Regions from separate parts of the Homo sapiens genome. Here all the other regions are linked to region 1. Evidence: chromatin loops called from intact Hi-C (ENCODE). Cell type or tissue: mammary epithelial cell. All regions are shown on one strand. Links, peaks and the distances in the headings refer to the core of each region. The heading gives the core; the rest is flanking DNA.

What was found. A loop is a pair of places that touch in the nucleus more often than their neighbours do. Peaks named below come from ENCODE experiments on the same cell type or tissue, not always from the same donor. Only the 100,000 strongest peaks of a DNase experiment are listed, where the experiment ranks them.
Region 2: a loop joins it to region 1, with 2.3 times the contacts of the local background. A loop is called at or near these places in 2 of 110 quality-filtered maps.
Region 3: a loop joins it to region 1, with 2.6 times the contacts of the local background. A loop is called at or near these places in 5 of 110 quality-filtered maps.

The regions. Positions count from the first base shown.
Region 1 is chr20:10,998,455-11,004,287 of GRCh38, forward strand. No RefSeq gene overlaps it. Among named protein-coding and RNA genes, the nearest start is that of LINC02871, 25 kb to the right of the region's middle. In mammary epithelial cell, for the core only: no CTCF peak of the experiment used is centred there; a DNase peak (open chromatin) is centred at 3,537; H3K27ac peaks cover 2,763 bases.
Region 2 is chr20:10,846,758-10,852,590 of GRCh38, forward strand. No RefSeq gene overlaps it. Among named protein-coding and RNA genes, the nearest start is that of LINC01752, 97 kb to the left of the region's middle. In mammary epithelial cell, for the core only: no CTCF peak of the experiment used is centred there; a DNase peak (open chromatin) is centred at 2,454; H3K27ac peaks cover 1,038 bases.
Region 3 is chr20:10,916,394-10,922,226 of GRCh38, forward strand. No RefSeq gene overlaps it. Among named protein-coding and RNA genes, the nearest start is that of LINC02871, 110 kb to the right of the region's middle. In mammary epithelial cell, for the core only: no CTCF peak of the experiment used is centred there; a DNase peak (open chromatin) is centred at 3,598; H3K27ac peaks cover 1,802 bases.

The sequences.
Region 1 (5,833 bases), core at 569-5,568:
GATGTGCCTATTCTAAGTCTAGGCCTCAAGAAGTCTTGAAAGATTCTGTTCCCTCTTGGTTAGTCCACTGGAGGATGAGAGACCCACGGCCCAATAACCTCCATTGCCTCGGCCAACAGACAGTCAACTTCCAGTCTCACCATTGCCTAGACTACCACAGGGACCACAGACACATAACGGTGCCCAGCCAAGACAAGAAGAAACATCCAGCTGAGTCCAGCCTAAATTGCTGATCTGCAGAATTGTAAGCTAGATAAATAGTTGTTGTTTAAAGACACTACGTTTTGGGATGGTTTGGGATACACCACTAGCTAATAGGTAAAATAAGATTTAAGAAACTTTAAAATAATTTAAAATAAAACTTTAATACATTTTATGGGATGATTCAGGAGACTCCTTCTGAAAAATAAGCCTTGTGGGGACAATGCTAACTAAAAATACAGTTTCTGAACACAAATTGTACTTTATTGCAGCAGTTAGCCTCTGCTCTTTTATTGTAGTATAATTAGTGTAATATCAAATAAACCTGGTTCAAGCCAAGACAGGGAGGTTTCTAAGTACCAATAAGTTGTCTGTCTTGGTAGAAATTTAAAGGAACATGTTGAGTTTATTATTGTGTGGCATGTTATTTATCAGCAGGAGTGATTTTTGACAAAGAGGCCCCAACATAAATTTTCATTCTATTAAAAAATAATCGCAAAGTCCTGCTCCCAATCCAAGGCCACAAATAATTTAATTAAAGCCTATAAAACAGGACACACAAAAAAGTCACTCTGTTTCCTCCACTCCACAACTTGTATGTGTGGCTTACAATGCATTTACTTTATTATCAGTCTTGATAAACTCTGGGGAAGAAAGCCAGGGGTAACCCACCTAATCCTTTCATGAAATGTCTCTCACATGACTTTGAGTTTGTGGGATCTTTTCTCAGACCCCCATGCCTGAGTGCCTTTTGCTGATGGCCCTTCCCCATGAGTGAGGAAGTTGGGTCACTAGTTGAACACTAGGTTCAAGAGAGCATGAGAATCATGCTTGCAGCTGCAGTTAGCTGAGGGGCTGGTGGAGATCACTGCTCCATGATTCTGTATTCTGAGTTCTGCCATTTTAATGATATCTGTACATGTTTTCTATCTTTGAAGATTCTTGGATTTTTACATATCAGAATCCCAAGGCTGAGATATAAAAATTTTAAAAATTAAACTCTTTGATTTTTAAAACCAGTTATTTGCTAAGTTCATGAAATATCCATTTTCATTAAATGAAGAGGTCTATGTGTCTGAGAATTGCATTGGTTTTCTGTCTGGGGGTATAGTGGTTCTCCCCCTGTCCACTTCTGCCAGTTCTGCCAGCATTATTCTTTCTTTACCCCACAGTGCAGGCTGAGGGGAACACCTGCTCTGCACTCTGGGTCCAGGAAAATATTTCATAGACTCATGGGAAAGACCATGTCTTATGGCAGAATGGAGGCTAATTTGGAGGTTAGGAAACCTTGCTCTAATTCTTGCTCTGCCACCCGTTACTGAATGATCTTGGATAGCTCACCAATTAGCTTCTGTTTCACCTATAGAAGGAAAATGTGGGAGTTGACAACCTCTTATATTTCTTTATAGCTACTTATTATGGCAATAATTGGTCAGCATTGGAAGACATGGCCACTATATCTATGATTTTCACTGATTTTATTTCAAGAGCTAAAATAGCCTAAAGAACCTTAGGATTGCCTCCTGCCCTGGCTCGATTAGCCACCTTTAAGGCTTTGAACTCAAAAAGTCCTTAATGCCTTGGGGTTCATGTCCAGGTGATATTTGCAAATGAATATCAATCCTGAAATAATTTAGAGGTATTTTCATTTAACATGTTTAAAGTGAAATTTTTTTTTTGCTTAAAATGGTATGCTTCAATTATGTGGAATTTTTAATTATAGAGACTTGAAATAATTCATGTGATTCACTAGTCCTGGAACTTCTTATCAAAGGATAGTGGGCCTTTTACCAACTCCATTAGGCTATCTCTACAGAAACACATCCTCATGTGAAGGTTTAGTCAAAGAGTTTTGTTGTTATCCAGAGCATGCTGCCCTTTAAAGAGAAGAAAGCTTTCCTTTTTGGGAAAAGACTTCTCTGATCAATTTTGGCTGAGGCTTAAGCAATGATTTATGGGTTTCAGTTGACCCATTTGTTATTTATCTAGGCAAAATGAGTTTTCTATTGATTGAATGTCTCCCCTGATTACGTTTAATCTTTGGAGTGGGATCTAAGGATGGAAGAAAGAGACATTCATGATAAATGTAGCTTTTTTTCCCTAGGAAAACTTGGGAGGAAGACATACTATACCACATGGTCCTTTCCTTTTTCTGTGGATGGCAAAAAGATGCATCACTTCCCGGAGCTTATGATAGAAGATGCTCCTTCGCCAGTGTGAGACACTTAAAAGGACAATGATTTGTGCAGGGAACTAACCCTGTGTGCTACGTGTCCTTTTGCTCCATTTTACTGATGTGACAATTGGAGCAGAATAGTTTATGTGGCAAATTTTCCCAGCATTTATTTGCACTGCTTACTACATTCACATTCTAGTTTACAAATCTTGACAAAGACAACTGAATAGGTGTTTTGCATGAATGTACTTATTTTGTATTGAAGTATGACACACATGCAGAGAAGTGACATTGTCATAAGCAAATGGCTTGATGGCTTTTACAAACTGAATGTATGTATAACCAACATCGAGAACTAGAAGCAGCTTTTTCAGCCCCTCCTTCCTGAAACTTTTCCTCTCCTTCCACCTTGACCAAGTGTAATCTCTCTCCTGACCTCTGGCAGAATAGGTTAGTTTTGCTTATTTTTATTTTTATATGAGGTGAATCTCTAGTGTCTGGGTTCTTTTCCTGAAAGCTGTGTTTATGGAATTCATCCATATCATTGTATGTGGTTATAGATTCTCATTGCTGTGTAGTAGTTCAATGGCATGAATATACACTAATCATTTATCCGTTCCACTGTTGATGTGCAATTGGAGAATTTCCAATTTAGAGCTATTATGAATAATGCTGCTAGAGCCATTCTAATGCATATCTTCCAGTGAACACATATACGCAGTTCTCTTGGGAATATTCCTAAGTGTGGAATTGCTGGGTCGTAGATGTACATTTTTAAAAATCATAATATTAGAGTCGAGTATGCAGAATTGACTGAATTCTAAAACCAAAAGCTAATTTTTTGAAGTGTGAATTTCTGTTTGGGGAAAGTGAATAATGTGAAGAAACATAACATTTTTATTTATGGAAATAAATTTCATGTCCTCTGAGCTAACATCGCCCGTTCTTACGTCTGAATGGCAGGATGTTGAGTGTGCTGACGCGGTCATTTTCTGCGGGGCTGCTCCCAGCTTAGCATTCTTGCCACATAAACTCTTCTAGCCCAAACCTTGAAATACTGCAGGAAGTGGCATCAGCCCTTTTGTGTTCTTTTCCGGCACCAGGTTGCTCATCTCTCCCTGTGCCCATTTGAGGTAATATACTGACAGTTGTCAAGATGAGTCATGGCTCTTTCTCAGACACACAGGGAGACCAAGTTTGTGACTAATCGACAAATCCTCTGGACACAGGCTGAGCCACCAAGAGCCACCCTCGTCCCGGCAAGTTCAGGCCTGGGCTGCAACCTCTGACAGCCAGAGGGGAAAGCAAACATTGGCAGAACAGTTCTGTTTATTTGCTTCTCTGATTTTGAAGACATGCAGCTTTCTCTCACTCTTCTCCATTTCCTCTAAAAAATTTTATTAATCTTAGCTTATTTATGGCCTTTAGCGTTTGTCTGCCTGTTCATGCATGTGCTCAGAATCTAAGGAGTATGGGCATGAATAGAGGCCTCAGGGGAGATGTGGGCTCAAGCCAAGTCCAAGTGGCCTTTGAGCATTGCTGTCTTCCTGGCCACCTTTCACTCCCTATGACTCCTCTGACTCCTTTGCACAGATGTCATTGGATTAATATAAAGCAGGACTTGAAAACAATAAAGAGAAATAAGACGTGAACAAGAAGGATAAGATGAGTTTTTAAGTGGTAGGTACTGATTATCTGCATAGATGTTTCAGGTCTCCTGAGATTTTTCTGGAAACCATTTTCCCAACTGTCCCAAGTTAGTTTTCAGACATTGCTCTAGAGTTGTGTGTGTATGTGTGTTAGTACAATGTCAGCACTAGGTTTTGCAATCACATATGTGCTGCTAGTTCTGTAGCATCTCCATGGAACTAGCCCTTGCAATTATAACAAAGTCTGATATTGGTTGGCTACAAGTAGGTATTGCCTTGTGTATGAGTTGGGTGATATTTTGAATCCCTGGAATTGTCCTCTTCACTTTGCAACATCCACTCACTCAGAAAAAGCCTTGCATCCCTTGCCTGAAGGGTGGAAGAGGTGGGGGTTTAAATTAGTTTCAAGGGACTGGACAATTTCATTCTCACCTACTGAAAGCACCATGTTTGTTGAAGAGAAACTTTCAGAGTAGGCTCAATTAAGCCCAGACAGTTTGATTTAACTTGTTTTTAATTGTAATGGGTTATTTTTTCTGGCACGGAGCCACCCAGAATTTCATCTGTGAGTTCCCCAGATAATCTCCATCTACTTTCACAATTTTCTCAGCAATATTCAGAATTCCCACTACAGTGGGACCTTCTCCCCTCCCCTGTTTTTGTATTCTTTACATCATTCAAGGGTTTGGAGATTAGAAGGCATCCTCTTGGTGAATTGTGGCTGGGAGAGGGGGTTTCTGCAGGAATACTCTTCACAAATCTACAGTCTGTCTTCAGAGGCCAAACTTGTTTCTTGTAGAACTAGAAGTCTCCAACAATGGCAGGCCCCCTTCCTATATTCAGCAATTCCTTCTGTGTCTCAAAATCAGGGAGTTATTGCCTAATCTTTATTACAAAGAAGGGCCTGTTACCATCTCGGTTGGAAAGAGGAGGAATGGAGGAGTTAGTGTTAGGGAAACCAGTGCCCATTAACCTACCACGGTGGTTTGTAAAGTGTGGTCCCTGGATCAGCAACATAAGCATCACTTGAGGACCTCTGAGAGAAGCACACTTACTGAACCAGAAATTCTGGGGCTGGGCTTTTAACAGGTTTTAACAAGCCTTCCAGGTAATTCTCAAACAGGCTACAGTTTGGGATCAACTTCTTTCATCAAAGATTGCTTTTGCCAGTCTTAAATAGTAAGACTGTAAATTTTGGAAGAAGTATCTCTGGGTTTTTCTTCTTCTTCTTTTTTTCTCCATTTTCTTCTGTTTTTCAGTGGTGGTAACTTGTACTGCAAGACAACAGGTATAAAAAAAACCCATGTGAAATATTAGCTGCAATTTCTTTAAGCCTGGGCTCTCTTTTTCCCAGTGGAAGACAGAAGAGCTACTGCAAAATATATTGAATGTTTATCCCCTCACCTTGTATATATTTGAAAAACGATTAAGTCTCTAATCTTAAGTTTCTGAACTGAATGCCTTCCAGACCAGGCTATCTCTCTGTCTTGATTTTTCTGAATAAAGTTATTAACTGCCTTTTTTGATGTATTCTTTTGCACGGTGGCTTCAAAATAGTGTTTTGGTTTTCTTTCCTTTCCTTTTGTTTTTTTCTGGAAATTTCTCCCAAGGGATTCTTAATTATGGACCTCTGTTGAGTATATATGATAACACAAAACTCTGGTTATGGCTGGAAAGCATAGAATTCAGAAGAAGGCTGTCTTACCACTGCTACACCAACAAGTCGAGATAGGTGTTCCACAGTTTGTCCATTACAGGATAAATAGAGAATGGAAGGGCTCACTTCCTGAAACCTCAGTTGATGTCT
Region 2 (5,833 bases), core at 539-5,538, 150 kb before region 1:
CAGTTCTCCAAAGAAGGTATACAAATGGTCCATAAGCATATGGAAAGATGCTCAACATCATTAGTCATTAGGAAAATGCAAATCAAAACCACAAGGAAATACCACTTCACATCTACTGGGATGGCTGTAATAAAACAGACAATACTGACTGTTAGCTAAGATGTGGAGAAGTGGGAACCCTCATACATTGCTGGTGGGAATGTAAAATGGTACAGCTGCTTTGGAAAACAGTTTGGCAGCTCCTCAGAAAGTTAAAAAATTGAGTTATTGTGCAAGTAAGCAATTCCACTCCTAGGTGTATACCACAGAGAAATGAAAACACATGTTCACACAAAAACTTGTACATAAATGTTTATAGTGGGATTATTCATAACAGCTAAAAAATGAAACAACCCAAATATCCACTACCAAATGAATGGATATACCAAATATGGTATATCCGTATGATGGAAAATTATTCAGCCGTAAAAATGAATGAAATACTGATTCATGCTACTACATGAGTGAATCGTGAAAGTCTTATGCTATGTGAAAGAAGCCAGACAAAAAAGACCTCATATTATATGACTTAAATGTCTAGAATAGGCAAATCCATAGAGACAAGGAGTAGATTAATGGTTGCCAGGAATTGAGGGAGGAGGAATTAGGAGTGACTGCTAATATATAAAGCTTCTTTTTGGCTTCATAAAAATATTCTGGGATTGGAAAATGGTGATGTTTGTATGACTCTACAAATATACTATACATAATTGAATTGTACGCTTTAAAATGGTAACTTTCATGTTGTATAAGTTATATCTTAATAGAAAATATATTGGTAACATTCAGGGCATAAAATCTTAGAGTTGGGATTAAATGGTCATCAATCTCAAACTCAAATTCCAGTGGTCAATAGTCTTTGGTTGAGGTCTCTTCCCCAAACTGGAGTTCAAAACCATACAAAAGAGATGATTCAATTTTGACGCGTTTTTATGGCTAGAAAAATTTCCCCCTTTTTGACTTGCAATCTTCCTTCCTTAAACAATCTCCCACCCTTATTCTTGTGTTTATGTGATGAGCAAAACAGAGTAAGTCTATCATTCTCTTCTGTATCATTCCCTTCTATGTCTCTCTTTCCAAAAAAGTTAATGTGAGGATAGTGACATTGTCAGAAGTTGTATCGTTTCCTCTTTTTTTGGTGTTATTTAGTTTGTCTAAAACCACTGCAAATATCATCACACAATGTTAGCTCCCCGTGTCCCTACTTTCCTCTTGCCCCCCAGCTTCGTTGATTGAGGGCCCTGCTCCATGCTCTTTTACAAAGTTGTGCTTAGCTGGATCCATTCCTCAGTTTAAGGCACAAGGAGGCAGAAATAGCAGAGCCAACCTAACTCTCCATTAATGCAGAATCTCTGCCCTCCAAATACACCAGTTTTCCTTAAGATCTTCCAATCTTGCAGTAGTAGCGAAGAGTAGAAGAGAAGTCCTTGTCTCAAGAAGAGACTAGGATAAATAGAAACACAGGTAAGAGAGAGCTTAAAAAATATACACGTTTAATGCAGAAGTGAATGAACGTGGCTAGTGTCAGAGAAGAGAATAATGCCTATTTCTTCTCTTAGTCCCAAATATGCTCCTTGGATAAACTCATCAGAACACTGAGCAGATGGACCACAATCTTACCTGGTGTTCCAGAAATTAGGATTTGATCCCTCCTTTCCCTGATCTGTGGTTGACAGAATGGCGTGATAGTTACAAATGAAGACTTTGTAACTGATGGCCTGGGTTTGAATCCCAGAGCCACATCTCTTTTAGGTCATCTGTGAAATGGGAATGATAATGATAACAACTGTATAGGGTTGCTATGAAGACTGAAGCTAGCACACACACACACATATACACACACCATATACATGTATACATACAGAGAGAGAGTGTGAGAAGAAAGGAGTATTTAAAGTAGCTCCTGGTACATCGTATGTGCTGTATAAATTGATGTCAATGGCTATTCCCACTGCTATTATTGCTCTGGGATGGTGTTTAGGCCGCTAGACTTTCTGGAACAAGCCTGACTTTTTTCAGCCTATTCTTTAGTTGTACTTGTTAACTGGTCATTGCTCTAGTTTAATTGGCACTCAGGGAGGCTGTCCACTCCCTACTTAGTCTGTCCATGATTCTTGCTGACCTAGATTTGTTGTCTCTGTAATTCCCCTTCCAGCTTTTACAGCAAAGAGGCCACGTTGTAAAGCTGAGTAGGGTGTGGTTCCAGGAAGCTAACTCCCCCACCCGCCTCCAAATGTCCTTAATTCATAGGGAAGGCCCTGATTGCTTTGGTTATCTCCAGACCCCCCTGTATAGAGGGGCTGCTGGAGCCTCAGTTTTCATGTCACTGCTCTGTGGCTTTGTAGGCGGGACTTTGACTTTCTTCCTCAAGGCCAGCTGTTCTAGGGAGCACACTGGAATGTCTCTTTTCTGCTTAACTGTGCTATGCGTGCTTTGTCTTCTCAGCAATGCCAGAGATGAGTCACCCCTTCACTTGTTTGCTCATTCGTTCTTTTAGAAAGTCTTTATTGAGGTCTTACCACACGCTGCATTTGGCTAAGTGTAGACAGATGGACAGATACTGCCCTTGCCCTTATGGAGTGCATAAGCTACATGCTACTGAAGGTGGTACTGACTTTGAAGCATCAAGAATAACTCTCAGATTATTTTCCAATGTAATCTGATGAATGAAGGCATTTAAGGAATTCTAGAGGAGGAAGAGGTTGGGGGTGAGATGGGAGACAACAGATAATGTAATTTTGCATATGATAATTTGCATATGTTAGTTTGAGGTACTTGTGAATAACCTAAGGGGGGATGTGGCCATATGGTTCCAGAGCAGTGCTGTCCAGTGGAATATGATGTGAGCCATGTATGGAGTTCTAAGTGTTCTAGTAGCCACATCAAGACAAATAAAAAGAAACAGGTGAAATTAATGTTAATACTGTTTTAATTTAACTCAATATATCCAAAATAATATGTCAGCATTTAATCAATATAAAATTATTAATGAAAACTAGACATTTTGATACTAAATCATCTAAATCCAATTTATATTTTACATTTACAGAGCCTCTCAATTTGGATGTTAAGTTTTCATTCGTATGAAAAATTGATAGTTGTAAAAGTAGATTTGGATTGTTTGTAACACAAAGGATAAATGCTTAAGGGAGTAGATACCCCATTTTACATGATGTGATTATTTCACGTGATGTGATTAGTTCACATGATGTGATTAGTTCACATTGCATGCCTTATCAAAACATCTCATGTACCCCATAAATTTATACACCTACTATGTACCCACAAAAATCAAAATGAAAAATTTTTTAAAAGTAGATTTACATACCTAAATTGTTCCAAACATTATTAAAGGTGTTCCAATAATTAAATTGAGTATAATTTTTAAAAAATCAAAATAAATGAAAATGAAATACAATTTTTAAAATGCAGTTGCTCAGTCATACTAGCTGCATTTCTAGTGCTCAATAGCCACATGTGGCTAGTGGCTGCTACACACAACAGCTCTTAAGGGGGGATCTGGGCTAAAGATTCTCCAGACTACAGACGAGATCTGACACCAAGAGAGTGAATGAAATCACCCTGGAAGATTATGCAGAAGAAGAGATGCTGGATGATCTCCATGGGCCTGCCCTTCTACATGTTATTTCTGAGCCTCAGCCACTGCTTAAAATTGTTCATTAGCTTAGATTTGGGTATATGATTGATGAGGAAGATTCTAGACCCGGTTTGAAAATGGGGCCACAGGGATGGACACTGGGATGTGGGTGTCTGCCCTTAAACATCTCCCTGAGTCGGAGAGTATCTAGATGCTGCTAGGGTGTTTGCTGAACCCTCTTGATTCATTGGAGATCTGGGTTAATTTCGGCCAAACCCCATCTCATGGCCTCCACAAAAGCCAAGCTTGCCTGAGGCTCCTTTACCTCCCATCTCCTCTGGCCTACTGGGTAGGTGTGGTCTCTAGATCATTTAAAGTCTGCTGGTCCAGAAACCCAGACACTTCACTGCTTTCTACAAAACCTCCCCTCACTCCAGGCATTGTTGAATTTAGCCACCTTATAGAAGAATGGGAGTAAGCAACACAATTACAGCTCTTCAAGATGCCTCTGTCTTCCCTCTGCCTTCTAACTTCCCTCTCCTATTTCTGTTTGCACTGCTCTTTTTCTCCCCCTTCAATGACAAATACATTGCCTGGTCTTCCCATAATGGAAGGTTAGGCTTGTTCTTGATGCCTTTCCACTAATCCTAAATGTCTTATCCGACCTTTTCACCCAAAAAAATACAAAAGCCTCCTTAAGAAAAATTTAGGTCAATAAAATTATCCCCTCTCAGGGCAACTGCTTTCTGAACTGTGTCTTTTATTCTTCGTCTCCTCCTATGATACGGTTCATGTTCCCCACAGTGCCTGCTCAACAGAACGCGGTCAGTTTATATTTGCTTAACGACTGCCCCTGCTTCTTACTTCCCATAAACTCTGCCTTTCAGAGGAGAATTGAACTAATTGCACCTTTATCCATTTCATCCAGGCCACAGACAAAACCACAGTTCATTTGGTGGCTGAAGCTTACTGAAAACTTCCTTTCGTCTTGATGCAGCCAGCTTTTTGGATTACATGGCAAGGGTGGCCTGAGCAAAGCGATGGGAAAGAGTTGTTGGTGGAACAGTGAGTGCTTGTGACTGTGGGACTAGAGCCTTGCCTCCAGAATTTAGCATGCTGCTGCCCAGGAAATTAAGCCTTCAAGTCTACAGACTTGCAATGAGTATGGTCGAGATGGGAGTATTGGGTGGTTCCAAGAATCACTGAGAAACAAAAATTAATTTGGGTACTTTAGATGCCTACTGATGGCTGAGAAAGAGAATAAGAATGTTTGAAGCCTTAAAGGGTAAAAGTCAAGGAAATGGCAGTGGCCTCTGCTATAAACCATATAGGTGGAGCAGAATGGCAGCTTGAGTTGCCAAGGAAGTCATTCATTCATTCATTCATTCATCTACCCATCCATTCATTCATTCACTCATATACCAGGCACATCTCATGGGCTAGCATCTACTGAATAATTAACATGTATCAGACAGTATTCCAAGCACTTTGCTTGCATTAACTTATTTAATCCTCCAAATGACCCAATTAATCTGAAGGATGGGAGTCAGCAACACAATGACTTATAAGTAGTTACTTAACTTGCTCAAGCTTATATAGCTATTAAATAGTGGAGTCAGAAATTGAACTTGGAAGTCTCACTTCAGAGTATTTTTACTTTACCACTAAATTGGCAAATAAGACTGAATTCTTGGTCTCCTGGACTTTACATTGTAGTAGGAGAGACAGCCAATAAACATGCACATGAACGTTAAATAAAAAATATGATTTCAGACAGTGAAAAAGGATATTATCAGATAATGATATTGACTAACTGGAAGGGCAGTGTGTCAGAGTAGCTACTTTAGCTAGGTGGTCAAGCATGGCCACTCAGAAAAGATATTTAAACCAAGATGAAAATGATAATGAGAAGCTAGAAACATGCAGATCTAGAAGGAGCATGCTTCAGGCAGAAGGAATAGCTAAAACAAGTTCTTAAGGTAGATCTAGTAGAATTGTTAATGCCTTGCCTACATCCCAAGGGCCAAGGTACACATCCCCTGGCTTCCCTGAGTGTTGGCTGCTATCTGCTTACAACTGCAATTGCGCTTTCCTGCAGGAGAATGCCTGAGATGATGTCCACCCTCAGGGGTGGACCACAGCCAATGACTGAATGGAAAAAGATGCCAGTCTGTTGCCTTAAGCAGGGCCATGGGA
Region 3 (5,833 bases), core at 539-5,538, 82 kb before region 1:
TATTTGTGTGTGGGTGAAGCTTGGGATTTTTTTTTTTTTTTTATCTTTCTCCTTGAGAAAAGGTTTTTGAAATGTCTAATTAAGTCCTGGAATGAATTCTTGCTAAGCCAAGCCCATGGGAAAACATGGCTGGGACTGGCAGTTTCCTCATCCAGCCACAACTCCAGGACCCAGGTTTTCCTTCTTCAAAGATAAAACAGTAGCCCTTCTTCCTTCTGCATTCACCACTTTTTTTTGGTTTTCTTTTTGAGATGGAGTTTCACTCTTGTTGCACAGGCTAGAGAGTGCGATGGTGCAATCTTGGCTCACTGCAACCTCCGCCTCCCGGGTTCAAGAGATTCTCCTGTCTCAGCCTCCTGAGTAGCTGGGATTACAGGTGCCCACTACCATGCCTGGCTAATTTTTTTTTTGTATTTTTAGTAGAGACGGGGTTTCACCATGTTGACCAGGCTGGCCAGGCTGGTCTAGAACTCCTGAATTCAGGTAACTCAGGAGATCCACCTGTCTCAGCCTCCCAAATTGCTGGGATTACAGGTGTGAGCCACCACACCCGGCCTCATCACTCTTAAACTCCCAGTTGAACTACTTTTTGTTTCTTGATATAAAAGTCCTTAACACCTAGTGAGAAGATCAAACCTTTGTGGGTCAAATCTTCAATGAAAGTCAGAAAACCTTAATCATCTCATTCATTTTATGGTACCTGGAAGTAGAAATTGTTCCTTCTAGACAGGAACGTTGCCTGTCTTGTTCATTGTGGTATCCCTATCACCTAGAACCACGTTTAATAAACATACATTTTACTGATGAAGAAATAGATGCCCAGAGAGATTTAAATGCATAGCCTAAAATCATACAGCCCATGACCCAATAATTCTACTTCTGAATATATATACAACATAATTAAGAATAGGGTCTCAGGGAGATATTTGTACACTCATGTTCATAGCAGCATTATTCACGACAGCCGAAATGTGGAAGCAACCTAAATGCCCATCAATAGATGAATAGATTGACAAAATATAGTGTATGAAAACAATGGAATATTACGCAGCCTTAAAAAGGAAGAAAATTCTGACATATGCTACAACACAGATAAAACTTGAGGACATGATGCTAAGTGAAATAAGCCAGTCACAAAAGGTCAAATACTACATGATTCTCCTTATATGAGAAACCTATAGTAGTCAAACTCATGGAGACAGAAAATAGAATAGTGGTTGCCAGGGACTGGAGAGAGGAAAAATAGGGGGTTGTTTAATGGATATAGAGTTTTAATTTTGTAGATAAAAAGAGTTCTAGAGATGGAAGGTGGTGATGGTTGCACAAAAATGTGAGTGTAATTAATACCACTGAACTATACGGTTAAAAATAGTTAAGATGGTAAATTTTGGGTTACGTGTATTTTGCTGCAATTTTAAAAAGTCACACAGCTAACGCATGACAAGAGTGATGGAACCTGATGTGGTCTGAATGTTTGTGTCCCTCCAAAATTAAATGTTGAAACCAATCACCAATGTGATAGTATTTGGAGGTGGGGCTTTTCGGAAGTGGTTAGGTCATGAGGGCAGAGCCCTCATGAATGGGATTAATGCCCTCTTTGTCCCTTCCACTGTGTGAGGACACAGCAAGAAAGCACCATCTATGAGTCAGAAAGTGGGCCCTCACCAGGCACGAAATCTGCTGACGCCTTGATCTTGGGCTTCCCAGTCTTCAGAAGTCTGAGCAACACATCTCTGTTGTTTATAAGCTACCCAGTTTATGTTATTTCCTCGCAGTGGCCTAAACAGACCAAGACAGAACCCAAACCCATGTCTTCTGGATTTCAAGATCAAAATTATATTTTTTACAGCCATGTACAATTTTGGATACTGTGAGGCAGGTTTCTCCCTAGCTTACTTGTTATAGAGGAAGATCATGAATTTGATTACTTAATACTATGACTTCAGAGATTTAGGGATAGCTCTGCCACTCATGAAAAGAAGCTTCTTAATTTGCTTGATGTTGCCTGATGTTTCACTAAGTTAGTGATTCTCATTCTTGGCAGCACATTGGAATCACCAGAGAAGATTTAAGAAATACTGATGCCTAGGTTCTGCCTCTCCCAACCCCAGGCATTCTGATGTAATCTAACTGGGGTGTGAACTGGGCATTGGGATTCTTAAAAGCCCCATGCCCAAATGCAGCCAAGAATGGCTTCTCTATTAGGAGGCAGATGTCTGGATTCCTTACAGAACAGGGTACCTCTGTGCAACAGAACTCTAAACGTTTCTCAGATCACAAGCACTAAGCCAAATTGTGGTCATAGGCAACTTATGCTCAGCTCCAGAGGAAAGTTTACCAGCTCCTTTCCCAAACTTTCGAGAGGGAGGAGGAGTTAACATAAAATGTGTTAACATAACGTGTCTTTAAAGTAAGAACCTGAAGTTTGGCTGCTGGGATTGGAATTCTGACTGCATCACCTGCTATCCATGTGACTTCAGCCTAATTGCTTAACCTCTCTGAATCCCCAAATGGACATGATATGGTTTCTTGCCCACAGAATTACTTGAGAAACAGATAATTCCTCTAAAGCACAATATCTAACAGAGGCTGAAAACTTAGTTTTACTACTTATTATAAAGAACTCATATTCTTGATGTCTGGTATTATTTTTTTCCACTATTTCATGATGAGACAAATTTCTCTTACATGATATTTAGGTCTATTCTGCATGGCATGTGCTGCCCTGTGTTTCTGAAGATCAAGGGGAGAGGAGGGAAAAATGCAGGGAGAGAGATTGGTAAAGGGAGGGGTGTGTGTGTGTGTGTGTGTGTGTGTGTGTATGAAAATGGAGAAAATAGAGCAAGAGAGAATGGTCAGATTACCAAAGGCATTTACTAAAAGATGGCAACTGGAGAAAATTTTGTGACCTCTGAACTTGATACCAGACGGAAATGGAAGCTTCAAGAAGAGACCAGGAAGCGAAGATCTGAAGCATCCTTAGAAGGGAGAGGGCTGCCATCCAGGGATGGAAAGAACCTTGGCAAAAGAGGTGGAGAGAAGAAGAAAGAATGAGCCTTGGAATCAACCAGGAGGAAAGAAAATTCAGAGAAACACCGTGAAGGCCAACACTTCAAAGATTTATGTTTTTATGCTGCTACATGAAAAGTTAAACTTGGAAGAAAAGAATGTTCTGAATCATTTCTGCAAAGGAAAAAGCCATCTTGGAACTGTACATAGGAGCTAAAGCAAATGGAGGCTGTGTGATGATGAATCCAAATTCACCACATCTTCTTCCAGACTTGAGGGCTGCCTGGGCCCCTGTGCCTACCACTCCCCGCAACCCATGCTAATGTCATACCCTTTGCAGTGGGGAGGAAAGACTGCCTTGACCCAGTTGCAGAGAGCTCAGAGGAGGGAGGCACCTGCCCAAGGGAATGAGCTCAGATCCTCTGATAATGGTGCAGCTGGAGGCCTGGCGGAGGTCCATGAGGGTCACCATCAAGGGCTTTTGTCGTGCTGAAGGGTGTGTTGTCCAAGCACCTCGGGTGGGTGCTGAGAATATTCATAACTCATTCCCGATTGTGTTCATTCCATTTGCTGACTAATTATTTTGAGACTTAGTCAGAGGGAAGGGTTTTGGCTGTTCCCTTCTGTGCACAAAACATGAGCCTCCACTCTCACTAGCTGGGAGAGTCAGCCCTTTTCTCCATCATCAGGCAGGTTTACAAATCTCTGCTGTAAGACTGGCCACCCCTCTGTCCAACCTTCCACTCCCTCAAAGTTCCTTGGTGCCCTTGCTAGAATAGGCCTGAGTGCACAGTGTGCAGAGATCTCTAGGGATTCTTCCATCCTCTTCTCTCCCTTCTCAGCATGGCACCCCATACAGGGGTAAGAAAGGGAGTTCGGGCTCCTTCAGTTTCCATCCTATCCAACAACTTGGTGGCTCCCAATTAGATTAGCTCAGAGAAAAGAAAACCTCCAAGGAGTTCCCACAAGCCAAGGGCTGGGCCCCGTCCCTGGTGCCACTGGGTCACCTAGCCTGCACTTTTTTTGAGTGTGTGTGTGTGTGTGTTTAATATGACAGTTCAGGCTTGAAAACCAGTACGTTTGGAAATATAAACTAGATGAAAACAAGCTATAATGAAAGTGAAAAAAAAAGATATCAGTTTACTGTTGATTGAAAATCAGGACCAGATGAGATTGGGAGGCTCCGGGCATTTAATTTGCTAGAGGAGGTCACTTCTTGGAGAAAACCAGGCCCAGGCTACATTGGCTTCCCATCAGCAATATTGTGTTTGTTTATTTGTGCCCTTCCCTGGTTTGTGGAGGGAAATAATGAGCCAGCTGGTTTTCAGTTCTTTCTGCCTTTCTATATCATGGAGTGTTTCATTTCATTTCATTCTGTTTGGAAAGGTGGGTGGATAGGAAAGAACATCAGCATGACTAGTAACCCAAGAGTCCAGTTTGTTTCCTAAAAAGCATGGGATGCTCGAGAGGGAAAGAGAGGTGTCAGGAAGCAGGAAGGATGCTCAAGCATCAGTCAAGCGAATTAACAAATCCATTACCTCAGGTTGCCTTTTTCTTTTTGTGGTAACAACATAAAATCTACTATAAAATCTACCCCTTTAGCAAGTTTTCAGTGTATAATACAATATTATTAACTATAGTCCTCAAGGACAAAGAAATTTTGGTATGTATATGCAATGGAATATTATTAGACCTTAAGAAAGAATATCCTGCCATTTGCAACAATATGGATGAAGCTGGTGGACATTATTTATATGTTCTTTTTAGCATCAGCACAAAAACACTATCACATAACACAATTAATATTAATTCTTTAGCATCATCGAATATGCAGTTGGTGTTCAGTTTTCCTTGATTGTCTCAAAAATGTCTTTTACAGTTGGCTTTCCAATCAGAATCCAAATAAAGTCCATATATCTTTAATTTTCTATAAAGACATTTAATATTTTTATTACTTAATTTGTTTATTGTTTTGTTAATTAGTTTGTTAATCATCTGTATGCACCCTTTAAAGCCCCATGAAAATGGAAGTTACCTGAGTGCTACCCAGTCTCTGTCAATTTCGTACATCAGAGTCTCCCAGCACCTGGTGTAGCACTCAGGTGCTAGATCCTCGGTAAGTATCTACTGAAAGAATAAATAATGAATGAAAGGACAAATATGTTTGTATATCACTTGTGTATATTTAAAACCTCCCTTTTGGGCCCCATAATGCATAGGACTCCTGACTTGATTCTTTTCTTCTTGCTCAAGAAAAATGAAAAAAATGTGAAAACTGAGCTAAAAGTTATGAAATTATCTTGAAGTAGTCCTCAGAAAACTATGCTAACTAGTAACATGTTCTAACAAGACTGAGTGATAAATATACAAAGACAACCTTTTTTTTGTTAGGTGAATTAAAAAAGGTTGAATCAGCTTTATTTAGAGTAATTTATGAAGTAAAAGCAGACTAAAAATGTGTTTACTTTTAAAATCTCTAATTCTATCAGCACCTATCAAAAGAATTTCAGATTCTTTTGAGCAGGACTTCAATTTAATTCATATAAAATTATGTAACGGGAATGTTTTTATCCATTGTCACAAATATTACAGGAGTTATAATTCAATCTTTTAATGAATTACTACTTTGAAATAGCAGGTAGCTGAAAAGACAATCTGTAGGGATATGAGGAAGTGTCCATGAAATTTCAAGGTTACATATCCTACTATCATTCCAGAAATAGTATGCTTGCAGTTTATTTTTTGTAAATTCAAGAAAATCTTACAAAATTCTTATGAGACTGAGTGATTCAAAACCTCTTTCCTTTCAGGCTCATGCAAAATT